Linked DNA regions of Mus musculus: region 1 is linked to region 2. Evidence: chromatin loops called from intact Hi-C (ENCODE). Cell type or tissue: heart. All regions are shown on one strand. Links, peaks and the distances in the headings refer to the core of each region. The heading gives the core; the rest is flanking DNA.

Region 1 (14,697 bases), core at 4,429-6,928, 100 kb before region 2:
GAAGGGAATCCTTAAGAAGGATGATTGGCTGGCACAGCTCCTGGGAGGTATTTATAGTCAGGGCTGCACAAGTGGTTTCTCTCTAGCGGTAGGGCACCAGACACTGTGCTGCTAGGCAGACTTCAGCCAGGACCAAGGAGAGCAGCCAATCACAGCAGGGTAAGCCCGTTGCTGGGCGAGCTTTGGGAGAGGGGTGGCTGAGCCCAAACACCTGCTGCTTCCAAAAGTTTGGAGTGTTTCAGGCTCCCCACCCTACCTCTCGCCAACACCCAAGCCCAAGGAGGGTACAGAGTAGCAATAGGAGGACAAATGTGCCCTTTTGGATCAACACCACACTTGGTTCCATTTGTGCACACTCTGTCAGCACATGCCACTGGGCCACTTCCTTCTGAGATGAAATTTCTCCAACTACCGGGTCTGGACAGCCTTTTGGTTAGCAGGACTCGGTGACTTGGGTACCAGCAAGGCACATATGTGATGAAATCAGCTTCAACGCGAGTGCCCTGGAGCTTGCCCTCAAAAAAAGTGGAAAGAGGCTGCTATATTTCTCCATATGTGCATGTCATTTAAAAAGTAGACTGAGTCTTTTGTTTGTTTGTTTGTGTGGTTTTTTTTTTTTTTTTTTTTTTTTTTTTTTTTTTTTTTTTGGAGCCAATGTTTCTCTGTGTAGCCTTGGCTGTCCTGGAACTCATTCTGTGGACCAGGCTGGTCTTGAACTCAGAAATCCGTCCTCCTCTGCCTCTCAAGTGCTGGGATTAAAGACATGTGCCACCACTGCCTGGTTTCTAGACCAAATCTTACATTAAAATTACACATGTTGGTGGGATGGCGAAACCATCATGTTTCCTGGATTTAAGGTTTCTACAGACATTCTCTGCTGCCAGAGTCATACCAAATCTTCAAACGCTAGATTTTTTTCATGGACTATTTAAATCACCTTCTGTGGATGGATACTAAGAGCCTCAGAGGGTTGTTTTTTTTTTTTTTTTTTTAAATAATCATCTTGAGAGTTACTGCATTGCTTTCTGTTTTGTGAAGTTTTTCACTAATCTCCATTCCAACCTTGAAGATGCCCAAAGTGGAATGACTCCAGGGTTTTCTGAGAGGCCTTTGGTGCTTGACAGATGGCTCACACAGGCAAGAGAGAAAAGCAACATAAAGGATATTCTCTTTTTGTCCAGTGTTCCCACTTGACTCACTTTCTTGCTCACACATGGACCCAGCACACAGCACACAGGCTCTGAGTGGCCATTCCTAGGGCTGGAGTTCCTGGACTCTCATTCTTAGGCTTCTTATTGGCCTAGAGTATCGCTTCACTAGCTAAAATGTCAATCTTTGCCACCCCAAGTGAGTTAGATTTTCCTTATAGCTTAGCCCCAATTAAGGAAGCCTTTACACGGATCCACTAGCCAGGACACAGGCGGATGTTCTTAATGGGTGTGCTTGCATCTTGAAGATGACTCCTTCCCGTGAACAGCATAAGGGACGTGGGGAAATGACCATCATTTGAACACAGCTCTACCAGGACAGGGTTCTAGACTTGCTTGTTTAACTGTTCAATCTCTAACAAACTTTGGCCTGGCGCAAAGGAATTGCGAAACGGAGCTGTTGAAGGAATAAGCACAGAGGTAAGATCAGTTTTCCTGGTTTGCGTTTCCGTTTTGCCGCTGTCTGAAGGCTGGCGAAGGCGGAGTTATTCACCTTTCCTCAGCTGTGCTCTTGTGCAGGGGCAGACATCTGACTCCAGGGTTACATGGGTGGGGTCTGCTGGAACTCCTCAGCAACATTCTGCGAGTGGAGGTCGGGGTCCTAGTAGAAGTCTGTGTTCTCATCATGCATGTTAACGCTCATGCATCCCCCTGGAAGCTGAGGTAATCAGTCTTTGAGGCACACAAAACAAAACCCGCTATTTTGGCCCATCGCCTGTGTTCCAGAAAAGAGCGCTGTCTGGAACCAGAAAGAAGAGGTTTTGGAAATGAACTTGGAAATGAACTTCTAGCTGTATTCGGAAGCTCAGGGCAGTAGGGACTACTATACAACCTTTGATCGGCTCTGCCCAGTCCTCAAGTAATATAGATTTAAGACAGGCCACTATCCCAGTCTGACCAGAAAAACAAAACACAACAACAACAACAAAAAACTCAAACACATTTTAGAGCTGTATATAGTCTTTGTGATGTCAGCAGCCCTGCCTCTGGTGGGAACACACACAACCCTCGATACCCCAAGTAAAGCCAAATCCTCGTATATAGCTCAGCCAGCAAACAAATGGGTGCTGAAGTTCACAGCATCATTCCCCACTTTCAGCTTCCAGAAACACAGGAGCCCCGATGCCAGGGAAAGTTTTCCAGGCTCACAGAGGCCTAGAGGCTTGGCCGAGCCACAGGCAGCCATGTCTGCTCACCGATTAGATGTTAGGGCCAATTTCCCAATGAGGACAACCCAACTCTTCCAGCCACTTTTCGGGGTTTTTGAATCACAGAGACGGAACAGAAAATAGAAAGAAAAAGAGATTTACCCTGAAAGCTGTTTTCTTCCAACTCTTGCCACTTCCGGATTCCGTTTCTGACACCTTGGAATCCTGTGAGAGAAGATTGGGTGTGAGACTTTTTGTGGAGGGAGCCCTAGGGCGAGTACCATGCACTACTGTTCCACTTAGACACCCATCTGTGCTAAACAAGGCTGTGGGAACCAGTTTTTTCAGGATCTGAGATAGGCTGCCCTTGAATGAGACACATTTGAGGAAACAATGCAATCCTTAAATTTTAAAAAAAAATGTAGTTTTTAGTGATGGTGGGATTGGCTATCAGGATTTTCCAGAAGGAATTTTTGCTATACAGATGCCCAATACCCATTTCCACATCTCCAATATGTAAGTATGAAAGTATTATTTTCTGAGAGTTTTCTTTCTGCTTTGCCTGCCTATTTCTGTATGCAGGGACAAAGCATACAGAGATTGCCTGTTCCTATGGGAGTGGAGAGCCACAGTTGCCTACTTTCCCAGCATCCTTTGCAGCTAGAGTATGGACCTGTGTAGGCCTCAGCATGACCCATCAGATGCACCCATGTTTCGCTCTGGCAATGATGTAATGCAGAAGAGAAGGGAAGCTCTCTCCCTGGCAGTGGCTGGAAGTGATAGTTGAGAGATTGAGTCCCTGGCATGCAACCTGATGTATGCTCAGGCAGTGGGAGCAGTGGGAGCAGAGGCGCCACCACAAGACCAGCTCTGTGGCACACTTGATAGCAGTGTTCCCAGGAAGCTCAGTCTCAGGTCTGGCTCTCTAACCCTTCACCCCAGAAGCCCCCAAATCTTCCTCAGCCCCCCCTCCCCGATCTTTTCTGCAGAGTCTGTTGCTCTTCATAGTCTGTGTTGTGGGGAGCGCTGTTCTAAGGAAATAGCTGGGAACGTGCTGGACTCTTAGAGAAAAGAAGAGAGACCAGGCCAGCCCTGCAGCCTAAATTGCTGGTGACTCTTCTTGTCCTGTCCCTCTGACTCCTTCCCTCCTTGCTCTGTGGCACAAGGCCACCGTGTCTGCCTCGTGACAATAGTTGAACTTTATTCTTCTCTGATGGGTGTGGGGAGGGGGCGCGTTAAGGCCTTCCTTGGCCGTTCCTTAGGGGGAGAACTCTCCTGCAGGTGACAGAAAGAGACTTGAAAGTCGGCAGGGCGATTTTGGGCTGTTGTGCATCTGTGTGAGACGTCTGAACAAGTAGTTTGACTTAATGCTTTTCTTCCTCAGGCTATGCCCTAAAGTGTGGCTACACAGGTCGGTACAGCCTGGGGGTTCCATGGATGGCAGACCTTGGAGACCCTACACTGTTCTTTTTCACTTTGGTAAAGAATAGGGGACACGGTTCTCTCTACTGCCCAGCATCTTCAAGAAACCTTCTCTGGGAAAATGTTTCTAGAAAAATACCAGTGCCTTTCAAGTAGGGGTGCTTTACCCCCCAAGTAAAGCAGGGTCAAAGTTTGTATGCTCTTCTGGAGTCATGGACATTTTGGGTAGGCTTTGGGTACCTTGAGGGCAGTTTTGATAGCCAGCACTTTATGGCTTCTCTCTTTATCCTCTCTGGTGTCAGAAGCAAAGGGACTCTGATTGGGCGGTGGGGACTATTGGGCTGACTTGGAACTAGGCCTCACTACACTCGGGGAGCGGTCTTCTGGATTGTGTTACATGCGACGGGCGCCATCTCATTCCCATCAAGACGTGGAGGACATTTTCTTTCTCCTTCAAAGACCCTGAGAGGGTCTAATCCTTTCTCCCAGGAGCAGCATCGGAGAACTACAGGATCTATTAACCTAAACAGCTCCCGTCCTCACACTCCGTCCTAAACTCTAACTGCTGCGAACACTCTCAGTTCTCCAGTCTCTCTTTCCCTTAATGCCTCCCTTCCAGCTCCCCAGGGGCTGCATCATAGCTCCAGCGCATGTGGCTGATGGATCAAGGTTGTCTAGAGAACCGCTGCCCTCGCACAGCAGGTGGACAGGCTGTGGGTGCATCATGCGCACAGAAGCTGGGAGTGGGGGGCAGATAGAGCAGCGGGAGGGGGTCCCAAGAAACGTGGGAGCTGGAGGGAGAGTGGGATGGTAGCAGTCATCTTTCTCTGTGCAGCCGGCAGGCATCTCTGCTAAAGAAGTGGTGCAGAGTTAGACCCTCAAGTCAGCTTCAGAGGCTCCCTCCAAGACCAGCGCCACGAGGCCCCTACATTTTTCGGTGATTTCCTGAGCGTCCGTTCGGCACCCTTTATACGCTATACAAGTTGTGTGTGTGTGTGTGTGTGTGTGTGTGTGTGTAGAATAGAGGCAGATTCTGCCTTCTGCAATCACCCTATAAGCAATCACTTCTCAGTTTTCGTTTTCCCAAAGTCTGCAGAAGAAGTAAAATTGAAGCTAAATTCAAGTACGGTCAGGAGACTTCAAACACTACTCCACCCCAGCCCAGGTTCCCTTCACCCATTCAGTCCTTATATCTGTTGGAGGCGAAAAGAGAGGCTTACGAAAGGGGAAACTGAGACTCTAAGTTATCTTAAAGTCTGACTCAGTACAGGGACCCTTTGGGGTCCCTGGTAACTTATGGTGAGTTGCATGCTGACTGGGGACTAGGCCTCTGCTACACGTGATCAGCCTAAGGCCCTGGTTTCTTTCTGAAGAGCATTTTTCTATGTGTTTTGCACCCTTCAGAGAATAGCGGGAGAAAACAGGCCTGGGGCAACCAGTGCGCTGTGCGTTGCCAAGGAACGCAGGTGCCCTGGCGCCAGGGCACAAGCAGCGGTCTGGGAGAGGTTCGGAGAGGTTCGGATTAGCCTCGTTGGGGAGGGGGGTGCTGCTTAGGCGCCCCCCGGCGAGAGGACCCGGGGGCTTAGTGGCCGAGGTGCCCAGGGATTCTGAGGACCCGGGCCAGGCGGGTGTTACCTCCTCGGTTTTGCAGCAGCGCGCCCGGGTTCGCCTGCGGGTCCAAGTGCGTGGCTTGCGCCGCGCGCCGCTTCTCGGAGTGCACGATGAGCAGCATGTCGATGGCCACAGCGTTGCTGTCCTTCTTCAGCTCCATGGTGCCGCCTCCCTCCCGGCCCGCGCGCAGCGGCTGCTCGCGAGGCTGCCTAGGCTGCAAATGGCCCCGTGCGCGCTGCTGCCTGGCGCGGGAGAGGGCGAGGGCGCGGGAGAGGGCGCTGCCCCGCCGCCAGGTCCGCCGGGCGCAGTTTCGCTGACTCTGCCAAATTCACCATTAGAACCCGCCCGGGAGGGCGCTATCCTCCTGAAGTGCCTCTAAGTCACCTTTGAAAGGAAATCCCCGGGCGCGGCCCTGAACTGCACCCAGGATGCACTTTGCAGGGTTTATGACCCTTCCTCCCTGTACAACGGAAGTGCAGGTATTGGGCTCCAGCAAAGTTTTCTCTGTGGCTGGGCTGAGTGCTGCCTCATAGCCACCATCTATCCCCTAAGAGAAGTCACTGGCCAACCCTGAAACCTCAAATCAGAACTGGTATAGTTTTGGAAAAGAAAGGCAAGAAGGTTGAATTGCAGAGTGAGCAGATGTTGGCCACATCTTTAGCCTTGACTTCTTTGTTCCCTTGGGTAGATTGTGAAAGTCGATAGTTTTCGTAGATTGAGGCTTTATGGTGAAGTCCCCAACTGTCATTGATGACTGTGTCAGACCCTGGGTCATATGTACTGGGCATCAAGCTAACAATCTTATTTTTCCTGAGATGGAGGTCTTAAAATTCCCCATTCCTTCGGGAAGACTAGCTCTTGCCTGAGGGGAAGAGAGAGAGAGAGAGAGAGAAAGAGAGAGAGAGAGAGAGAGAGAGAGAGAGAGAGAGAGAGAGAGAGAAAGAAAGGAACTGGGAGCTGCCAGCTGCTGTCAGGGAGCTGGACCTGAGAGCCCCTTCTATTTTTAGCCAGGCCTGCTCTGCCCAGCCAACAGCGACAGGGCATTTGGCTGTAGGTCCAAGGAGTGTTTACATGGCTTTTGCTTGGGAGCCTTTGGCACTGTGGTTCAACCAGGTGGGAGACAATTCCCTAATTTGTGTTGACACAGGTAATAGATGCCACCTCTGCAGGAGGCCTTGCTTGCTCTGTGACTCCACCTTGGTCCATGGCTCCTGAGAGCTCTCCACCTTGTCCTTGAAACAGCCACTCTGATACAAGCTATGTTCCAGCAGCAGTGCCACCACTTGCTGGCCATGTGACCTTGGACCATTTCTCTCCATTGTCTCAGCATTGGGTCGCCACTGTGTCTTCTCTAACTGGATGTCTGTCGGCTTCTAACAATGTTGAACTGGTGTAGCTAGACAGCTGAGTCTCTTGATGGACAGGGGAGACAGATGGTGGACTAGATAGGTTTCATTCTGCTAAAGTGAGCCCTATTCCCTGACTATATGTGTGTCAACACACACACACACACACACACACACACACACACACACACACACACACACACACACACACAGAGGCTGAGAAAGAAAGGACTGGATTATACAAACCTGCTGGGTCCTGGAGGTGGTTTAGGCAACCATGAGGACCTGCACTCACCTCCTTCACCCAGTGTGTTCTAAGTCAGTGGTTCTCAACTTGTAGGTCTAGACCCCTAGGGTTGGGGAGTCAAAGGTCCCTTTCACAGGAACCACACATCAGATCAGATATCCTGCATATCAGATATTTACACTACAGTCCATAACAGTAGCAAAATTACATTTACGAAGTAGCAACAAAAGTAATTTTATGGCTGGGGGGTCACCACAACACAAGAAATTGTACTAAAGGGTCACCGTACTAGGAAGGCTGAGAACCACTGGCCTAAGTCCTTCAAGAGACAGTGGTACGGTTTGCATGTGATATGTCCCCACCTGGCCATTGTTAAGAGACTTGCCCCCCACCCCCACACACACAGTTGATGCTGTTTGAGGAAGCTGTGGAACCTTCAGGAAGCAGGGCCTAGTTGGATCACTGGTTGGAACTAGCTGCGCATCCTGGCTGGCCACTGAGATGTAAGAAAGTTGCCACACTCTCCACACCATGGGCAGAAGCCATGCCTACCTCTGTGTACTGTGCTCTGCTTGAGGGGTCAACTAGAGACAGGCTTTGAGCAGGTGGAGTAGCCACTCTGCCTAAAGGCTCAGAATCCCCAATCTTCTCTTCAGTTCCCCCCTCCCCTCCCTGACTGATCCACCCTAATGTCCTCAGCCACCTCAAGTTCTCGGTGAGGTCCCTCTCTGTGCCCAGGAACAGGTCATGAAACTGAGGTGATATCAATCATTCTTTCTCTAGACTGCCTCTGCCAGGTATTTTGTACCAGAGACAAGAACGGTGACAGATGCAGGCTAAGGGCAGATATAAGGGCAGATAGCATCCGTGATATAACATACAGAGATGTTTCTGTCCCTTCCACCGTTGCTGTCATGCCACAGAATATCATTCTTAAGGACTCAGCTTAATGCCCCCTCCTAGAGCCATCTCTGGGAAGCATGGTTAGCTGAAGTATATCAGTCAGAGAGAGGCAGATAGCGTGTATATGTGTGTGTGGTCCTGCTGTCCATGTGTGAAATCCAAGTGTCTGCAGAAGTGCTTGCCTCCCATCCTTATGACTGAAGATCGGAGCCGGAGATGTCTTTGCTGTAGGAAGCCATCCTATGTGTTGTAGGATACTTAGCAGCACCCTATCAGATTCGATATTACCTCCTTCCCAATCCCGATGACCTCGACTGTATCTAGATGTCAACACATGTTTCCAGAACTGCACTGAGAGTCTTGCTTTGGAGAAAGCTGAACTCGGGTCACCTTGACTCTGAGTCCTGATGCTGCCAGGCACTTGGGCTCATCCTCCTTATGGTCCTTAGTGCCAAGACCCAGCTCCTGTGGCCTGCAGAACTGTTCCCTGCCTAGGTTCACCCTGGACTAGCCTCATGTGCACCTGTGCTGCAGCCATAACCATCTCTTAGTTTCAAACGCCCCTGACCTTTCTGCTTTTAGACTTTCTTCTAAGAGGTAGCCCCTGCATCCTGATACCATGTTGAATAATGGGATTCAAAGATTTTATTCTGACCTCACTAATTAATCTGTACTCTACCCTTGCCTTAGGTCTGGCAAAACAGAGACTACTTGCATTTTGGGCTAAATCCTTAATTATTTAACTTACAGTGAACTGGAAATTTCAGAATTTAAATGACACAAATCAGTAAGAATTCACCATGCATTGTGTAGGCAATGTTTCCGTAGAATGATGGACCACATGTACGAGGGAGGTTTCACAAGGTTATGATGGGGCTGAAAACTCCTTCTGTCCTAGGGATATGGTCTCCATTATAACAACCATGACACTACACAGCACACACATGTTTTTGCTGATGCGCTGAAGGCAAGCCTATTACCTGCCAGCAACCATAGCAGTATATTTGTGCAAAGTACACACTTGATAATAGTGACTATGCACACTGCATTCCTGTATTTACACTATACTTTTCTTGTTAGACTATACTCGTATTTATAAAAAACATGCTCACTATAAAACAAATCTGACTTTGAAAATGCCGTAATGCTATCTTATAGTTTATATGCTAATGTAAATACTTTTATAAAAAGCAAGAAATTTTTGCTCCATTATGGTGTTTTTTGATTGTGTCATTTCCTCTTGGGTTTGACCCAACCTCCTGTTTATTTGTTTATCATGACCCAGAGGCAACAGACTACTCTATATCCGTACCCACGTACCTTTGTCCCCCTCGGTATCTATCATGTATTTGCATATCTACTTACTGATATCGTAGAGAGGAAATAGGTAGCAGGCTACATCAAAGCTTCTTAACTGGGCTGGGAGCCCACAAATGTGTGAGTTGTAGAAAAAACTTGGCAATAACAAGAGTTTCTAAATGAACAATGACCAAAGATTAACTCAAAATCAATGCGTAATTAGTCTGAGTACTTCTGGTGGTGCTCACGCTCAGTGCATTGTGGGACTTCACTGCAGCCTTGGTTCCGAATACACAACACGCACACTTAGCACTGTGCATGACATCACTCACGAGGCATCACCACTGCTGCCCTAGATATGGGCTCAGGTTCAAGACAATAGTCATAGCGTTAGACAATTGTACATTATGAATTGTGGCATTTCACCGCACATACAGAATTTTCAGCACATATAGAAACATAACAGTTTATTAATGCAAAATAAAAACTTTAAAGCTATTTTCCTACTATTATCCCTCAGGATATAAGTAGCAAATTACTTTACCCTTCCAGTATATTTTGTCAGGATATTTGATTTTAAAAATTGCTTCTCAAGTTGCTGACCTGGGTTTTGTTTAAAAAATGATTCGATGAATTTAGGTTTGGGATTAGGGTCAATTTTCCAACAATTTCACAATAACCCTATATATTCTTCTGTTATTTGGTCCTTCCTGTTTAAGTGAAGCCATGATCTCAGGATTGATGATTATAAAATCCAAACACTGGTCAACTCGGAGAAAACCATTGAAGATAGACTATCCAATACTCAGGCACACTTTAATTCTTTATGTGGAAATAGATAGCAATCATGTTATCAGTATGCAAATTAACCTTCATCCTCAATTAATAGCCAAAGCTATAGATATAGCAATGACTGTAAATGCTTCATTTGTATTATTTTACATACTTATATACCTGTGATTGAATACAACTTTTTGGGGGGATGAAAAGAGGTCACATGAGGGAAATGTTTTGAAGCCTTGTTATGCTTGCTCCAGCTTGTTAAATACACTGTGAGATGGTCACACACCAATGAAATCACTTAATAATGTGTTCCTCAAACCACAGCGCTCTAGACAGACAATGCATGACTGTTGCTTTGTTATCAGCCTCCTCTTCCCAATTTGGCACGAAGGCACGTCCAGCTGTTAGGCTCACCGCTTCCACTCCTTTGCTTGAAGGTGGACTTGTCAGCTGTCTGTTGAATTCTAGGCCATGAGCTGGGGCTGCTGTTTTGGAGGTGAAGTAGGGGTGGGAGTGGGGGTTTGGGGAGGAACTTGCTCCTGGCTATAGATTCCCACAGGAGAGGAGTGTTCTCCTGTGTCCTACCTCACACTGCTGTTTGTCCTTAGAAAGAGGAGCTCTCTGGGGCTTCCAGTTTGAACCCTTTTTCTTCCCTAGGGTTTCCAAGAGGCAAAGTTCTCTCTTCCCCCACAGAAACAGGCATCAGGCACCAGTCTGTACAGAGAAAGCTTTTAGCAGGGAGCCTGCTGGTACAGCGTATTTTCCTCCATGGATGCATTAGGGAAGGGCTACAGGAAGCGAGGGGATACAGGGAAGGTGACCAGACCGAGTCTTCAGAGCAATGTGACCTCTTTGGATGAGCGAGGTCATGATGATCTTCCAGCACACGAAAGTCCATGAGTTCTGCCAAACTCATGACCAGTACTGAAAATTCAGAAGACCAGGCAAGAGAGAAACTGTATCACCCGAACCCTGTCATTTAGGTGTGAGCACTTTTCAGTGTCCTGTTCACTAGCATTTCCTCTCCTATTGTTGCTGCATATAGTTGAGTGTGCGCCCCTTATGCCAGTAGGGTGGCACCGTGTACAGGTTGGTGTCATGGTTTTGCCTCTTTCGGAACACACAGTGAACCTCCTCAAAACTAATTTAAAGGGCAAATCAGTGATTACACCTGCTTCCCCTTTGCCCAGTGGTAGGAGTTTAGCTTGTTTCATAGTATCCTCTCCCCAGGGTGATGCCACAGTAAATGTTTGTGTGCCTACATCTTTGGCCACATTAGCTGGTTATTTCCTTAGAATAGATTCCTGGAAGTGGGATCACTCACTCAAAAGGTTATGACTATTTTAAGGCTTGAGATATATACAATGTCAAATGACTTTCCAAAAAAGTTTGTGTCCACTTACAAACTCACTAGCCTTGTATGTCCACCCCTGGTCACCTGTCACCCCCGACTGAATGCTGTCATTACATAAGCTCTTAGCATTAGAATAATTAATGCATGGAACATATTTTTAGTTGAACTTTTATTACCTCTGAGAACTCTCTCTCTCTCTCTCTCTCTCTCTCTCTCTCTCTCTCTGTACATTATGTGTATTTATGTGCAGGTACATGTGTGTGCCCTTGCTTGTGGGCAAGCATGTGGAGGTCAGAGGATAATTTTTTTCTTTTCTTTCTTACCTCCCCCCCCCCCCATCCCTATCTCTTCAGTTCAGGGATTACAAAGGTCAGCACCTTGCTCAGCTTTTTTACAAAGGTCCTGAGGATTGAACTTAGGACCTCTGTGGCAAGGTTAGTAGTTTACCAACTGAGCCAGCCCCCTCCCCCAACCCCTGCCCAACTTTACATGTGTGTGCTGTTGGCTTTTTAAGGCTCACAGTCTTCTTTTCTATTTTCTCCTGTAATGGCACAGACATTTAAACACTAACCAGAAGGACAAACACTCTTCCTTCTACACATGATCTTCCTTATCCTATTGTGAACTCTGATAACGTCCTCTCCAGACCTGGTCCTCTTTGAGGACCAGGTCATTGCCTCCCTTGCTCCTCAGCCCTCTGCCTTCCCCATGTACACAGGAGGCACTCAATAAATGTTTGAGCCAAATTGGGCAGAATGAGAGCTTGCAGCAAGCTGGCACTTCTGGCTTTAGCCTGGAGAAAGCACTGAGCCCCGCAGAGCAGTTGCTCCTTCCTTTGCATCGTTCTCGCAGACCTTCAGTGCCCAGAGGAGAGGAAGGTTATGTGAGGACAAGCGTCTCTAAAGACACCTTCCTTGGCTGCTGGCAGAACATTCTGGAGCACAGATTTGGGGAGAGCTTCATTCAGAGAGTTGCTTAGTCCTGTTCACACACCCCCACCCTGGCTGCTGCCAAGAGCCAAAGCATGAGTTTTTTTTTTGTTTTTTTTTTTAACAATCTCCATTCTCAGCCTTTCTGGCATTTGCCTCCCCAGCCTGCTATTCACTGCTTTCCATTTCAGCCTAGCTTTTTGTGACCCCTTTATTAGCTTTCTGGGTTTTTTTTTTTTTTTTGGTTTGTTTTTTGTTTTTGTTTTTTCTCTCCAGAGATTGGTATAGTCATGTTTTGCCGTATACATTCACAGGTAAATGTTGGAAGCACTCTGGTCCAGCCCTCAGGTACTTTGATTATAGGAGTCCCGCTCTGTGACGGTCTTGGCCTTTTCCTGGGTATAGAGATGATGAAAATCAATTCGTCTCTCACCACCATTTCCAAAATAGCTTGGTCAATGCCAAGAGAGATATCCAGTAGCACATAAGAGCCTGAGGAGAGATCACCTCTTCGGCCCTGCCAAGCATACATCACCGGCCCATTGACATGTCCCTGGCATGTCCCTGGCATGTTCCTTGTGAGTAAGAGACCTTGCCCACCCCTTGTTCCCGCTTCAGTGCCAGTTCTGGGTTAGAGCTCAGAGCCTGTGTTCTTCTTCCCATGGATTTATCCTGATTGTCTCACAACAGCTAGAGGTTGGACCTATGGCTTTGTGTCCATTTTATTGATAGAAAACAATGAAGGATGAAGAGATTGGTTCAGGAGGCTAGGGAAATGACCCAGTCAGTAAAGATTTTTGCTGTACAAACATGAGAGCTGAGGAAGTCAACTGGCATTGACCTCTGACCTCTACAGTCATACATACACACATGCATGTGTACCTACATGCACGTGTAAACACGTTCACCAACATGAAACAACACACACACACACACACACACACACACACACACACCCCACACACAATGCACACAAGTTTGAGTCTACCCCAAGGCTTTCGGGGAGGCCTGTCTGACTTTCCCGTTGAACCCAACACCCTTGTTATCGCATCTGTTTTCAGTGAGAAGCACGGGTGTCTTTTCCAGGGGCTGAGGTTTGGATTGAATATCTGTAGGGCCCAGGGAAGCACTCAGAGAGATGAGAGTTCTTTGAGAAAGAACCATTTTCTGGGCGGGGTGAAGCTGTCTACAAGGCAAATGAGTCAGACGGAGGAGGAGGCTTTGGAGAGTGACACAGAGCTACAACCAAACCCACAGCAGCCTTTTGATCAATCCCATGGACCCTCAGGGGCCCATCAGGAGGGTGCTGCTGGGGAAAAGAGCCCAGTGGCCTGGATCCGAGGGCTGTGAAGGAGCCAGCTTTTGGTGTCACTGCAGACTCAGGCTTGGCGTGTCCCTAGGGCAGAGTGTCTAATAGGAGCCATGGGTATTTTTAGTCTCACGTGTGCAGGCGCAGGACAGGGTGAGCTGGGTAGGAATGACTAATAAGCCATGGTCCTTATCAAGTTGGGAAAGATGACATGAGGGCTGGAAAGCACAGGCTGGGACTTTTCATGGGTCTTGTTTTTTTTGGAGAACTCTCTTTACATAATTCACATGGAAAGATTGGGGTCAGGGTGATTATAGATAGCCCTGGCTGCAGAAACCTGGAAATGGTGTATGCTCAGTGCCTGCAACTCACCAGCTCCTCTATACAGGCCTGCCCTGCCCTGGTGGAGAAGAGTGGGGGGCAGGAACTGTTGTTGGTTCAGACTAGGGTCCTTCAAAAGACCAACATCAGAGGTTTTCTGCGTGGTCCAAGCAAGCACAGGCGAGGGCTGAGTGGTGTCACCCGTTATTATGAGTTTACAGATGAAGAGAGGCTAGGTCAAAGAGGTCCAGGGACCAGTTAAGGTCACCCACCTGGGAAGCGGCAGAGCTGGTGTGCACCTTCTCAGCTCAGATGAGCACGTACCACTGCTTTCTCGTAGCAACAGCTGGCTGTGTCTAGGATGCCTTGCTCATTTTCTTTAGCCCGCAAACATTTGCTCTGCCAACTCTGTGTCAAAGACTGCATGACTGGATTGGGCAGGGAGGGTGATACCATGCCTGCTCTCAAGGACCTCTGGATTTACTGAGGCCTCTCATAGGAGTGTCAGCCTAGCTGAACCTCCATGTGGCTGGAATCCAAGCTCACCCTGGGGAGAAGTCTGGTTGGCTGGTGTCCAGACTTAGGTGCTGAGCCTGAGGACAGCAGCATCTCCACTGGTACGTTCAGTTATCCGTCTCCAGGGCAACTTTTGAGGGCTGGGAAGGTGTCTGGGGAAGGGCAAGTGTGCTCTCCACCCATGCCTGTGCTCTGAGCTTTGTGGTACATGGAGCCTGGGGCAGGGACCAATAAGTGAGGTCTTGGGCAAAACTGCAAATGGAGGCAGCATCCACACCCACCACCCACCACCGTCAGTCAC
Region 2 (14,697 bases), core at 5,246-7,745:
GAGTTAACAGCGTAACACATAGGAGAAATGCAGCATGACACGACGATGAAATTTCATACCCCTCAGGTTGGCAAAATGTAAAACGGACACCAGGAATCAGTGAGGCCGTGGACTCATAGAGCCTTAAACAGAGTTGCTGTGACTGTGACTTGCTTCAGACAATTTGACCGGAATGTCTATGTCAGAGTGGTATGAACGCTGTGACCCATCTATTAAAAAACACAGAGCATCCCTGAAACCCTTATCATAGCTGGAGGCTAGAAACATTCACGGTAGCATTATTGACATTGTAAATGGCTTTTATGTCAGTATTAACTGAAAGACAACAATAAAACCCGATGAACTATTTACACATATCAACAGGAATAAGACTCCAAATGTTAGGTTGTGTAAAGAAAGCAAGTTGCAGGACATAGGTTCCCATCACCTCACTACTATTATTATTACTGTTGTTGTTTTTACAACTACTACGATCATGTTGCTCGACACAGGGGGGACTGAACTCATGACCCCACAAATGCTAAGCAAATGCTCTACCTCAGAGCTACATCTCCAGACCTTTTCTTTACTTTTTCTTTTTTATTTTAAAAAGGTCTCATTAAGTGGCCCTGGCTGGCTTTTAACTTACTCTAAAGACAATCCTTGGCTTTGTGATCTCCCTATCCCAGTCTCCTGAGCAGGATCACATTTAAAAAGCAGGGCAAAGGGACTGTTTTGTTAACTGATTGTGAGATTGAATTGTGGGAATGCTGTGTCTAAGATTTAGGTTATAGGTATCAAGTAGGGACTGACTGACATTAAGGAATTGAGAAAGTGGTAGGAAATGGACACACACACACACACACACACACACACACACACACACACACACACGAAGTTTTAAGGAACATAGAGTGGAATGAAAGAAGAATAAGAGGCAAGCAGAGCTCACCGTCAGGAAGCCGGGGATACTCAGGACCAAAGCTTTCTGCACCAGTCACTGTGCTGGAGGGAAAGGACCCCGGAGGCCCTCGCGATGGACATAATTGTGGTAAGGTCTGTCTTCTTGTGTTACTCACATGCTTCCTACCAGCACCCACAGGCCTTGAGACTGCTGTTAGAGAGCCAGGGCTAGCTCTCTGAGCTGAATGGCACTTCATCATACCCTGTATATCCCACAGCCTCCGCATCTCACTGCCCCCCGCATCCCACAGCCCCCTGCATCCCACAGACCCCGGCATCTTACCCTCTCTCCCCCATTCCATCACAGCCTATAGCACTCTGGGCTGAGTCACCGGTAGCATTCGCTCACTTGCGTTCTCAGTGAGAACTCCTCAGGGCTGTTTCCTTCAGAAAGCAGTTTTATCCAAAGCCATACCAGATATTGAATGAAGATGTTAGGGGTGGTGGGAAGGACGTCTCTTACTGGGCTCATTGCCTACTGACCAGTATCCCTGTAGGTACCTTCTCGAGGAGTGGCCCCACAGAAGTCATCTCCAGCTCATCGCTCAGAGCAAGGCTGCTCCAAAAGACTGTGGATCAGCAGTTCCTCAACCTATGAGTTGAGACCCCCACAGGGATCTTGTGTCAGACATCCTTCCTATCAGATATTTATATTAAAATTCATAGCAGCAGTAAAACTAAAGTTGTGAAATAGCAATGAGATAATTTCATGTTTGGGGGTCACCACAAAGGAATAACTGTGTTAACTGGTCGTAGCATTAGGAAGGCTGAGAACCCCTGGTGTGGATGAGCCCAGCCTAGCATCCTGGATTTTGTCTTTCAGCAGCTCACAAGGTAGACCAGAGTTGCCTCTGGCTTTTGGAACTGGCTATGTATGATCACATCTGCTCTGCATCTCTGGGTAGCTAGGGCCACCTCAGTGCTGGTGTCTGGATGCCATAGAGGGACCCAAGCGCATGCTAGAGGGACTGAAAACTCCCCAGGAAGGCAGGAAGGGTCAGCTCCTCTGCAGAAGGACCTGAGGGAGTGAGGGGATCCTGCGATCTGTATGCTCACCCTCTCTGCTCCATACAACTCCACACTGTGTGTCTCTCTGCTTAGATGTGCTGAGTGTTTCAAAGCTGGTCACACAAAGGGCTTCGCATTCAAGACAGACAGGTCCCCTGAGTGAGCTCCGCATTTGTTCTGCTCATAATCTTGTGCCATCACCACCTCTTCCCAACTCTGAAACACTCCCCCTCACTGTGAGATAAAATTCTGCGCCCATCCACAGTCCCCTCCCCCCACTGCCATACACATATTTTCAGAAAGCAGCTCCCTACTTTGGATATTTCATAGAAATGCGATGTGCCATGTATGACATTTCTGTTCAGATTCCTTTCAGTGTAATGACTTCAAGCTACAGGGTGTAGCCTACATTCTGTTCCTTTTATGGATAAATAATATTCTGACGTGTATGTATGGTGTATGTATTTAATACATTCACTCATCCATTCATGGACATATAGATACTATACACCTTTCTGCTAGTGTGACCATTGCTACTAGGAGTATTTGCATGCAAACTTGTTTGAGCCCCCATGAGTTATTTGGGTTGTAAACCTTTGTTAGTTTTCTATTGCTATGACCAAAAACAAAAACAAAAGAAGCCTTCCCAAAGTAACACAGGTAAGAAAGGATTCATTTTGTCTCATGGTTTCACGGCATAGTCCATCATGTTAGGGAAATCATGACATCAGGAATGTGTTGGTCACTTGTCCACAGCAGAACGTTGATGGAGATAAGAGCTACTATTCAGTCTCTTGCCTCTTTTTTAATTCAGTTCACAAACCGCTGGTAGAACGGTGTATCCACATTTAGGCTGAGTCCATCTCAATTTGCACAACCCAGGAGACACCTCAGAAGCGCACCCAGAAGTTCTTTCCCTAGGTCCTATCCAGTGACCCATGTCAACACCCATAAGCTGTGAGCACCAGGCTACGTGCTCATTAACTGCTTCGCCTTTTTGAGGGACCCACATACTTGTGGTTTGCTGGGGTTTTTATACCAACGATACTCAGGATACCATAACTGTTTAAGTGTGGGAGAGATATGGCTCTGGGTGATGGCTCAGGCAGTGGGGCAAGGGATGAAAGGTAATACAGTTGCTGTGGTCACAGGGTGCATCTGTTGGATCTGAGGTGCCCGTTATGTGCCCACATGGCTGGGAAGGGTTGGCTATGATCGCTTGAAACCACAGGAAAGGCCTGGGACGGAGGCTAAGGAGGATCTCAACTACCCTGTCACTTGTATCTTAAAGAGGGTTCCCGGCTTCTTTGGACCTTCAAGTGTTTTCCAGATACGGAGCTCGTGACTTGTTAGCATCCCTTTGTATCTGGATGTGTTCCCAGGGGACCCTGCTCCTCATCTCTCTATGAAGGCTGGCATTTATGGTCAGTGTGTGCCCAGAGTGACCTTCTTTAGATATTGCTTTAGGGTGAACAGAGGCAAGAGCGACAACTAAGACATTTAAAGAATGATAATTTAAAGACCAAGAGAGATGCCCAGAGAGGTAAGAGTGGGGTCAGAGAGTCCAGAGGAAGTCCTTTCAGAGATGCCAGCAGCCTGTATGTGGACACTTCGGCGGAAGTCCATGGGGTGGTAGAGGCCATATCAGATGTGTCATTATCACTTTTGCAAGACTGCGCCTGAGGGCTGTGTGCATGCAGCACATACGAACTGTGTGGATGAGGAAAAATGGCTTCCTCTCCAGGAGGGGGACTGGCAAAAGAGCTGATTGGGCTGGCCATCTCCTAGCCTGAGTCTGGCTTCATCACCTCTCCCTTCCTCCATCCATGTACCACAGTGATGGATGGCAGCCATTTTCTCCTGCAGGTGCAAGGCCCAGGGGTGTGCGTGATTATCCATGAAGACAGCACGTTCATGTATTCCCCTTAGAAAGAATTAATTACATCTACGTAGAGAAGATAGGAAGAATTTCAAGGACCTGCCCCACTTCAACAGAGTGGGCATAACCAGGACCACAGAGAGGTCCAGATTCCCTGAGTACAGGAGTTAGAAGAAAAACACTTTATCCAGGAAGAAAATTACTTGAGGTCTCATTAATACCATTAAGATTCAGGGCTGACAAGCAAAGGCTGCTTGGTAATTGACTATGGCTGTGCTAGGGAACGAGCCTTTGAAGCAACCACGTTCCCTCTTCCTGCCTCTGCCCGTTGCTGACCTGCTTTGCCACCCCTATCCACTCTTGCTCTGTTGCTGCTTAAGCATAATGTGGGTCTGGTGACCAGCAGCCTGGCAGAAGGGCCGCTGTTTGGAGGGATGGGCCTCTGCAGAGTCCAGGCACGTAGTGGGCACAAAGGTCATAGGCAGACAGGCGTTTCTGTCTGCACTCTCTTTCGTCTGTCCTCAGCTGTGGGTGTCTGTACGCATAGAATCAGTCAGGAACCTCCTTTCAGGAGAATGGTTACTCTCTGCCCGCCCGCCCATCTGCCCCGCCCACCAGCTTCTCCAGCCCACCTGTCTGCCCCACCCACCTGCCCTCCTGGCTCCAGGTCACTGGCTGGCTGGTCCCCATGGTCTTGCTAAATTGACTATGTACAGACCAGCTCTGTGCTGGCTCTCTATCTCTCACCACTTTATTTAGCGTTTTCTCCCCCTTTGTTTATCCCAGCTCTCTTCCTCTCATTGTCTGATGTGGTCAGGATTGTCCTCCACTAGAATCAATCTGTCATTGACTCCTAGCTCCTCTTGAGTAAGCAGCAGACAGGCTTGTAATGCCTAAACTGTCCCTCTGAGAGTCCCCATGCTTCCATTCCTTGACATTGGATGGACTAAGAACCCTCACTTCACATGGAACCAAAGAATTGGAAAAGTGACTTAAAGACACCAGTAGCAGCCAGAGTCAGGGCCAGGGCTAGGGCCTTGCCACCCAGATCCTCCTGGGCATGTACTCTGCAGTGGTGGTCAAGGGCCAGACACAGATCTTGGGCTAGGACAATGCCTTTCTCAGTCCCCCTCATTAAGTGTCCTGGGTATGAAGAGTTTCTCTGCACACAGACTTTGACAAATGGGCAAATAAGGGCTCAGAGAGGGAGGGTCACTTCCTGAGAACCCAGGGCTAGATAACCAGTAAACGCTTAGCTTGGCATTTCTGACTCCATTGCAACGCAAGGCTGTCTTAGGGCACTGTTCTGTGGGACAAGAATATGTTCAAGGCACATTATTAGTATGGATGTGCATCCTGTGGGTATCTGTGAGGCATGTGTGTGTGTGTGTGTGTGTGTGTGTGTGTGTGTGTGTGTGTGTAGAGGTGTTGGGGGCATGTCTAGGCATGTGTGTTGCTACAGTATGTTAAGATCTGGATTTCCTTTTTAGGGAATTCCTTTAGGCAACATTAAGTGCTACTGTTAAATCTTCGGAAAATCTGACAAAATAGTACCCTTGAGTCCAAAGGACCTGCTAAGGGTAAAACAAGGCCTGACAGGGCCCATATCTGTACCTGCCAGGTCTAACACACACACACACACACACACACACACACACACACACACACACACACACACGATAGGGGTCGTGGAGGGTCTTGCAAGGATTTGGGCCACAGGGGTAAGATTCGGTCTTGGCCGCTGAACTTCCTTTCTTGTCCTCTTATGCCCAGAGGTTTCTAGCTGTGCCCTCTATCCAAGAGAGCAGTGGGGTAGGTTATCAGAGGTGACACATCTTATGTTGTTACAGAATGGCCTTGGTGTGAGGACTGCCTCCCTCCTTACAGCCCTGTCATGCCTCAGTCAGGAGCTCGGTTCCCCATGTGTGTTGTTGATGGAGGCAGCCCAGGCTTTGAGTTGATCAAGGCTATAGGATGCTGAGATCTACATCTTTCAAATGTTGTCTTGGAAATTTTAGTATCTCTTGGGGACCTCAGTTACTATCCTGGAAGTGGAGAAGGTGAGTGGGTTTAGAGGATGCGGACCCGTTCTCCCTCCTCTGACCAAGGCATTCGGATTTTTATGTGCTGTGTACACCAAAGCAGTAAGAACTTGGTTGTGCTCTCACTCTGACTTGACTGTACTATGGTTTGAATGAAAAATGTCTCAGGCTCATGTGTTTGACTGTTTAGCCCACAGCCAGTGGCACTGTCTTGTGAGGTTGTGGAACTTTGGGGTGTATGGCCAAGCTAGCAGAGAGGGTCATTGGTGGTGACATCGAAACGGAGATTTGCTTCTCGTTCTTGCCAGAGCCTGCTGCTTGATTGGCTAAGATATGCAGATGGTGTTACTGTAAGTCTGACACTATGCCTGTTGTACAGCAATGCACTTGGATCCTCACAAACTGTAAGCCAAAATAAGCCCCTCCTCCTTGAAGCAGCTTCCATCAGGTATTTGGTCACAGTGATGAGAAAAGTAAAAATATGTCTTGCCCTTTCATTAGTGTTCCTTGAAAGGGCCCAGCCTTCTGCCTTGCTGTCACCGGGACCCTGAGCTGGGGACAGGCAAACATCCAGCCCCTCCAATACTTCCCTTGAGAGGGCTGGGAGTGACGTTCAAGGACATGTCAGCAACTCTCAGATGACTCTGAGATCTCAGCTGCACTCTGGGCTTTCTCTTCATGGGAATCTTAGCCAAGACAAGATGACCCCTGGGCGGGTGTCAAGTCAGCTGCTTCTGACCTCAAAGGAAGGGTGCTAAGTGGGTCACATTGCCTCTGAGAGTCCGTTATGGAGGACCCGGCAGGCGACAAAAGCTCAGAGGGGTGGAGGAACGTCATCCATTCTGGATCATTGCAGTCTCCACACCTGGCATCTGCGGAGCTCCCAGGAGGACGTGCTGAGCCCTGCCCTCTAGTGGAGTATCTGTCAATGGCATCTTATCTTCCGTGGTCTGCACTTTGAAGACAAGGGGGGTGGTATTTGGCTAAGGACAGCCACAGGCTACACTGTGGGCCACTTGGCCTCTGAATGGAATTGGCTCCTGCTCAGTGTGGGATTCTCTGCTAGCTGTCTGGGGCTCGCCCGTCCCTGCACAGCCCCCGCTTCCCACAGTCCTACTCGGGTTCCTCTTCTGTGGCTGTGGCTCTGTTTCAGCATCCTTCCTCCTGCCATCTTTCAGCCTGGATGCTAGGTGGGGAGAAGACCTTGAAGGAAGCCACAGCTTTGCAGCTTCCTCAGCAGGATACCTGTTGCTGGGTACGTGTGAGCTGCATACTCAGAGTCTTCAGCAATAGTCTGAGCCCTGGATGAGGGACTTGGTCCCCGGTTGGAGAAAGGCTCCCACCTCTGGCTCTGCGGGTGATCTGTGCCCCATCCAGGGTTAGCTCCTGCTGTGAAGCATGAGTCAGTGTGACAATTAGTCAGGGTGGCCAGGGGAGCTTGGGATAGTCACTGACTGGGCACTTTTGGGAACTTTCCCAACCCCAGCGGGAGGTTCTCTGCTTCGCACTTCATTGGCAGATTCAAGTATATTTTGTTTGGATGGCAGCTCGGGTTGTGGTGTGTGTGTGTATGTGTGTGTGTGTGTGTGTGTGTGTGTGTGTGTGTGTGTGTATCTGAGAGAGAGACAGATAGAGACCCACTGTCATTCCCAGTCACCTTCCTCTTTATTTATTTTTATTTTTATTTATTATTTATTTTGAGAAAGAGTCTCTTAACTAAACTTGGAACTCAACCATTCAGCTAGACTGGCTGGCCAAAGGACTTCCGAAGTCTGCCTGTCTCTGACCCACTTCTCTGCTGCTGGGATTACAGACATACAGCAGCACTGTGACAGTGTTTACCCTTTGGACTGGGGATCCAAAGGCAGGCCCTCGTGCTTACACAGCAAGCACTCTGCCAGCTGAGCCATTTCTCCTGGCCTGAACTCCTTAACCCCTATATTCCAGCCTCCCCAAACTCAGGTTGAGGTCCCAGGAGGTCATGAAAACATCCCCATGGGATGTGGACACACAGGCAGCTAAGGAATTCTCTCTTTCGAGCACTAAGCCTTGTCAAAGGCTCAGAGGGACCCTAAACATGTAGGGGAGTATATCGTTATCCAGAGGGCTGGTCCATCATGCATTTGAGGAATCAATTTGGGGACTGGAAACCACTTCTGTCCTGACAGCTGATGGGCTAGCTGGGGCACATCTGTCTCTGAGGGCCTGTCCCAAACCTTGACCTTCAAGTTCTGGGATGAGCCCAGGACAGGAGGGAAAAATGTGCATACAGGTACTGATTGCTGCTCCACAGTCTCTGTGTGTGTAAGCATATGTGCCTCTGTCTGTCTGTCTGTCTGTCTGTCTGTCTGTCTGTCTGTCTCTCTGTCTCTGTCTCTCTGTCTCTGTCTTTTTCTCTTTCTCTTTCTCTTTCTCTTTCTCTCTTTCTCTCTGTCTCTCTGTCTGTCTGTCTGTCTGTCTGTCTCTCTCTCTCTCCTCTGTGTGTGTGTGTGTGTGTGTGTGTGTGTGTGTGTGTGTGTGTGTTGTAGATTATGGGAAGACCTGCTGGGGATGTGCGGACAAGGGACCCTACAGTGGTGCAAGGAGTTCTGCAGCCTGACACATGAACACTCACAGGATACAGCTGTAGAGCTCAGTAGAGGATAGTGATTCTGGTGCCATGGGAGTCACTCGGTCTGTGGAGCAAAGAGCTGGAGAGAAACCAGGATGAGCGCTAAGCCTTCTGTGACCTTCCATGGAGGTAAGAAGACAAAGTGCAGGGGAGCAGAAAGGAAGAAAGATGGGACTCGGGACAGCGGAACAATTCCTGTAACAAGGATGGGAAGCCCCCATGGAGAGTGTGACAGCAAAGCCCAACAGGTTCCCAGCCAGGCAGAAGGGCAAGGCACAGGGGTATCCCTAAGCTACTGTCATCCTCTTGAGGGGAGTTGGCTCTGCAGGACATCATTAGCAGTCTGTGGTGTGACATGGGACTGGGTGCTGACATGAATGTACCCGCTGTGACGGTGAACAGAAGGACGGTCGTATGAAGGTTGGAAGGACCACTGTAAAGGACTGAGAAGAACACAACAGAGTGGAGGGCCTTCGGGGAGAACAGGAGTTTGGGGTGCAGAAGCAGCAGGCTAGGGCAGGAGTGTTGGCAGAGACAAGGAAATGACCTCTGGGGCTCTCCTGCAACCTCTTCTGTAAAAAAAACCCCACCGACAGCTCAACATTTCCTGGCCCTTGCCACCTCTGCCTCCCCCCCCCCACCCCGCTTACCTCTCTCTGCTTTCTTCCCCCTCTCTCCTCTTGGTATCTTATTGAGTCTTCTGGGCATGTTCCCCCTTCCCATGAAGTCATGGCTCCGGTTGACATGTATCAAAAATTTTCTTCCAAAAAAGGATAGCATGTTCTACCAGAAGGATTTCACTGAATCAATTTTTCAGCAGCCACTTATTATTCATGCCCTGGGTTAGCTTTATTTTAAGCAGCACTAGGCTTCTGCACTGAACTCTGATCACAGCCGTCACCTTCTCTACCACTCATGGGACCTGGGTGACTTTGGGTCGCACGGTCACGTGATTACGGTGCCCACACAGAGGATACAGTAATGTGTCTTGTGCGAAGGAAAAGCATTGGACCAGAAGAAGGAGCCGTGGGTGTCCCGTTAGCCAGCTGTACACTGTGTGTGGGGGGTGGGTGGGTGGGGTAGGACTTCTTTAATGGGCCATAAATGCCTCTTTCTTAAGGTGAATTTGTTTAGTGAGTCTGCAGAGGCTGGCTCCATGGTGCAGAGCCTGGCTATTGTCATCCCAGCCTCATTAACCACTCTGCAGAGGATGCTGAGCCCACTTATCCAGGTCTTACTCATTCCAATTGACCCTGCCTGGACAATTCCTTTGTAACCACGCCTTGTTTCATACATATAGTTCTACTGGGGCCTTCTACCATTGCAGGTAATCTTGTCCTTCCAATGTATGTGTAAACATGTCCACTTTGTTCTATATTCTCCAACCATGGGCTTCCCAATCAAGGACAGGCAGCTCCATTTCCCTGGTGGAATCACCTTCACTCAAGTCCAGAGACCCCTGGGATACATGTCTGGATGCTCAAGAATTGTTCCTTTTGATGGGGCTCAGGTTCAGCTGTAGGACTCAGGAGCTCTGGGGCCTTCTAGATAATAAGGCTAAGACTATACAATGTACCTCAGAAGCCAAGGGAATACCTATTTTACTAACTTGTTTATTCAGCAACTATATACTGAATATCTGTTATCTGGAATGTCTGGGATCAAGAGTTACAGAATCCAGACTGTTTCATGCTTTGGAATAATTGCCGAGATTTTATTGCTGGGCTAAAAGTCTGCAATATTCCAAAACTTGAAAAGTTTTGAGTACTTTATCTGCTTTTAGAATGTTTCAGGTTTCAGAGCATTTGAATTTTGTATTTTAGCATTAGGAATGCTCAACCTGAACTTCCATAGTGAGTTGGAAGGTGACCCCATAAATCCAGGTCCTATTCTCTGGAACCTGTTAATGTTACCTTATTTGATACAAAGGCTGCTTTATTTTCCAGAAGTATCCATTTAAGGGTACTAGTTATTTATAATGTGTACTGTACACACACACACACACACACACACACACACACACACACACACGTGTGGATGGGGTACCTGGCACATTCATGCACATAGGCTGGAGAATGATGTTGGCTGTTTTCCTCCATCTTCCTCTGACTTATTTCCTTGGGACAGGGTCTCTCACTGAGCCAGGCCCGCAAACTCCCAGGATCCATCTAGCATTCCCCCTCCCTCAATTGGGTGCTGGGAATCCAAACTCGAGTCCTCATGCTTGCACAGCAAGCGCTCTTGCCTACTGAGCCATCTCCCCAGCTGCTCACCTCAAGGACTCTGAGACAAGGGAGAGGCCCAGGAAGGAGATGACAAAGCCACAGGAAGAGGGAAATAGACATTGGAGGTCTATTACTATGGACAAACACCCACCGCCTCCACAGTTGGAAATGGTGAGGAAGGATTCTCAGAGTGCGTGGAAGAAGGTTAGCCCTGTTCGCACCTTGGGTTCAGACTTCTAGACTGAAGAACGGTGAGAGAACACTTTCTTTCCCAACTAAGTTTGTGGTAGTTTCTGATGACAGTCACAGGAAATAAGTACAGTTCCCCGAGGGCTGCCCCTGTGCTAGGCATTGTACCGCTGCTGCTGAATCAAGATGTCTCTGCCATGGAGAAGTTCAGAGCTGACAGACGAGTCATCTCCCCTGTTCAATAAAGAGTTCCTGGCACATTTCCCACATGCCGTAGGAACTGAGTGAGACAGACCAGGTCCCTGCCTTTCTGGTGTCTACAAACTAGAGTTGATGTGGTCATGATAGTTAGATTAGGGGTCTAGGATCATGGAGTTTACAAGCCTTGTGTCAAGTCTGTTGCAAAAGCAACAGAGGCATATGGCAGACATGACGATGATTATCTCTGCTAGGCACCCCAATGCACTGTTCTGACTTCAGAAGCAGAAGCAGAAGCAGAAGCAGCAGCAGCAGCAGCAGCAGCAGCAGCAGCAGCAGCAGGATTTGAGCGAGAGCATTGTAGTTTGCGTGATGCTGTCTCTGTGTCTGTCTCACAAGACAGTTCTGAAAACCCAGGAAGGTGTATGGGGAGTGGAGATCTCCAACTGACACATGTGAGATCCATCATGGTTAATTTCAATCGGCAGCTTGACCAGATCAGGAAGTTGAGGTACACTCTTGGGTATGTCCGTGAGGACATTTCCCGAGATGATTACCTGAGGGGGTAAGACCTGGCACTTTCCCATAACATGAGGGTTAGGGTTGAGTAGAAACCTGGAAAAAGCAAGCCACCTGAGCTCCAGCATCCATCTCTCCTGCTTCCCTGTCTGCCTGGATGTGAGCAAGCGGCCTCACGCTCCTGTTGCCGAACCTTCCCTGTGTTGATGGACTGTGTGCCTTCAACATGTAAGCCAAAAATAAATCCCTGCTCCATGAACTTGCTTTCTGTTGGGCATTTCATTACAGCATCGAGGAAACCAACCAATAAAAAACTAAGTAAGACTCAGATAGGGAAGTCAGGTCACTAGTCATTTAAGGTTTTATAATAGTCACTGAGTATATATACCCTGTTCTGGGTTTTATAATATTTACTGGGTATACCCTGTTCTGGGGGGTCTTATAATATATATTGGGTGTACCCTGTTGTGGGATTTTGCAATATTTACTAAGTCTATATACCCTGTTCTGGGTCTCCTGAATCTTGAGTTTGGGGACATTTTTCAAACTCCCACATGTTGGCTCTGATATAATTAAAGACCATTTCATTTCAAAGTGACATCTCAGGATCCCACCTTGATGTCCACAGATTGTCCTAGGCAATTTTGGATGTGGTCTGTGAGTATCCACAGTTAGTCCGTATGGTAGACTGACTAATGGCTCCTTTAAGACCTTGAGTCCTGATGCTTGCATGAATGTCCTGGTTAGAAGGGACTTTGCAGGTGTGATAATAATGATTTTGAAATGGGGGAGATTATTCTAGATTATTCCAGTTAGTTCATTGTGATAACAGGGGACTCAGGAGAGAAATGTAAGAAAGTCAGATGTTGGCTTTGAAAGTGCAAGAAGAGGTCAAATCTAAGGCAAGCAAGATGCCCTCAGAAGCTAGACATGGCAAGGACACAATTCTCTCTTAGAAACTCCATGGGGAATGTGGACTTGGCTTCATCCGGATACTAGGCTTCTGTATTTATTACTTTTCTGTTGCTATGATAACATACCCTGATGAGAAGCAAATCGAGGAAAAGAGGGTTTATCCTGGCTCGCTGTCGAGCATGGCAGGGGAGGCTCGACAGTTGGAGCTCAGCCTGACAGGAAGCAGGCTGATCAAGGAAGTAGACAGAACAAAGAGGAAGTGAGTCCAGGCTATAAAATAGCAAAGGTCTTCCCCAATGGCATACTTCCTCCAGCAAGGCACCATATCCTGAAGACTCCATAACCTTCCCAAACAGTACCACTGTCTTAGGGTGTATGTTGTTGTAAGAAGACACCATATCCAAAAGTAACTTGGGAAGGAAAAAAGAAAGTCTGTTTCAGCATATAGTTTCACATCTCAGACCATCACCGTAAGGAAGTCAGGGCAGGAACTCAAGGCAGGAACCCAGAGGCAGGAATTGATGCAGACATCATATTTACTGGCTTGCTCAGCCTGCTTTATTAAAGAACCCAGGGTCACCAGCCCAAGGATGACATCACCCACAATGGGCTGGGCCCTTCCCCCTCAATCACTAATTAAGAAAATGCACAACAGACCAGTCTTATGGAGGCGTTTTCTCAATTGAGAGTCCATCTTCTCAATGACTCTTGCTTGTATCAAGTTGACATAAAACTAACCAGTACAACCCACCAACTAGGTACCAAGTATTCAAATACATGAGCCTCTGGGGCTGGGGGTGGTGGTGATATTTCTCATTCAAATCAGAACAGCTTCTGGGCTCCAATACGAGGATATGATATATATATGCTGTTTTGGTAGCCACACCTGTGGCAACAATGGGAAACTAAATCAAACAGTCTCTTTGCTTCTTAAGAGTGACTTTAAGGCCGGGACCTGTTATCTTTTTACTAAGTTCCTTCCAACACCAACTCGCCAGAGCTGCTGCATAAATCAGTCCTGTGCAGGGCTCATGTCTTTTTCTCCGGTGCCATCACTCACTGGAATTTCCTGTCAAGGAAACAATACCCTCAACTTGTTTTACCAATGGAAGATACTGGAATAGAAAACTCATTGAACAGGAAAGAGACAGGCCTATGGCACCTGTATTTTAGCTTGCCTGACAGAAATGGGAGGAATCACCATGTGTGCTGTTGTTGGTAGCAATAGCAACAGTAACTGTACTAATTAAAGTAGGACATCAGATAATGCCAGTTGTGTTGGCAATGTGCCACATACTCTAGCATTCCACACACACTTTTAAAATCTTCATAAGAGCCCGGAAGGGGTCTCCTTTGCATATACCTGTTACAGAGCACAAGGGGCTAAAGGAATTGCTTGAAATGCAGAACTCGAACCCACGACCAGACAAGGCTGACATGAGAGTGTACTCTTGACCTGACTATAATCATTGTGATTTGTGATATTATAGACAGCTGCAGGAAGAATCTTCACTTCCACAGCTGAGGGGAGGAAAATAAAATCAGCAGATCCAGGGAAAAGCCAGACGTCCCTGTTAAACGCCCATGCATGATAAAGCCACAGGCACAGTCCTAGCTTAGCATTATGGAGAAGTAAATGCATATTAGAGAGGGATAGCTTCTACAGAACAGCGACTGTGTGCTCCTCACAGAAGGTGTTAGTGTGTGATCATTGCTTACTCCTCGTAACAGTAACATGAGATGACACTGGAGAGGCTAAGGGACTTGTTTCAGGTCCCACAGCTTATAAGTGTAGACAGCGGTGTCAGGGCAAGAATGGTCCCTTCTCTAGGTCTGAGAGGGTCTCGGGGTTTACTGCACACAGTTTCCCTGCCACTCTCTGTAGATGTTCATGAGGTGGAGCCGCTCTAGGGACTCTGGCTTGGAGGGTCCCTGCACTTAGTCCTCTACTGTCTGCAGGACACTTGCCCTGCACCATCTGCGGAGTTCTCCTGCCAGGACCCACCACCACCACTCCAGGTATTGGAGGTTTTAATTTTCTAGAACAAATCAGCTAAATTCTCAAGGAGCTGTTGAAACATCGTCATTATCACCATCATCATCATCATCATCATCATCATCATCATCACCATCACCATCATCACCATCACCACCATCACCATCACCACC

The links. Peaks named below come from ENCODE experiments on the same cell type or tissue, not always from the same donor. Only the 100,000 strongest peaks of a DNase experiment are listed, where the experiment ranks them.
Region 1: it touches region 2 in a loop (6-fold over the local background); 12 of 42 quality-filtered maps call a loop at or near these places.

Annotation. Positions count from the first base shown.
Region 1 is chr9:102,496,995-102,511,691 of GRCm38, reverse strand. It overlaps Ky (kyphoscoliosis peptidase), which reads right to left and starts at 5,554. Exons shown (of 11, transcript NM_024291.3): 1 at 5,414-5,554; 2 at 2,519-2,581. The coding sequence starts at 5,549. In heart, for the core only: a CTCF peak has its summit at 5,713; DNase peaks (open chromatin) are centred at 5,661, 6,421 and 6,651; H3K4me3 peaks cover 1,070 bases; H3K27ac peaks cover 1,270 bases; H3K27me3 peaks cover 2,436 bases.
Region 2 is chr9:102,395,887-102,410,583 of GRCm38, reverse strand. No RefSeq gene overlaps it. Among named protein-coding and RNA genes, the nearest start is that of Ephb1, 49 kb to the right of the region's middle. In heart, for the core only: a CTCF peak has its summit at 6,790 (motif pointing left); a DNase peak (open chromatin) is centred at 6,613; H3K4me3 peaks cover 465 bases; H3K27me3 peaks cover 1,546 bases.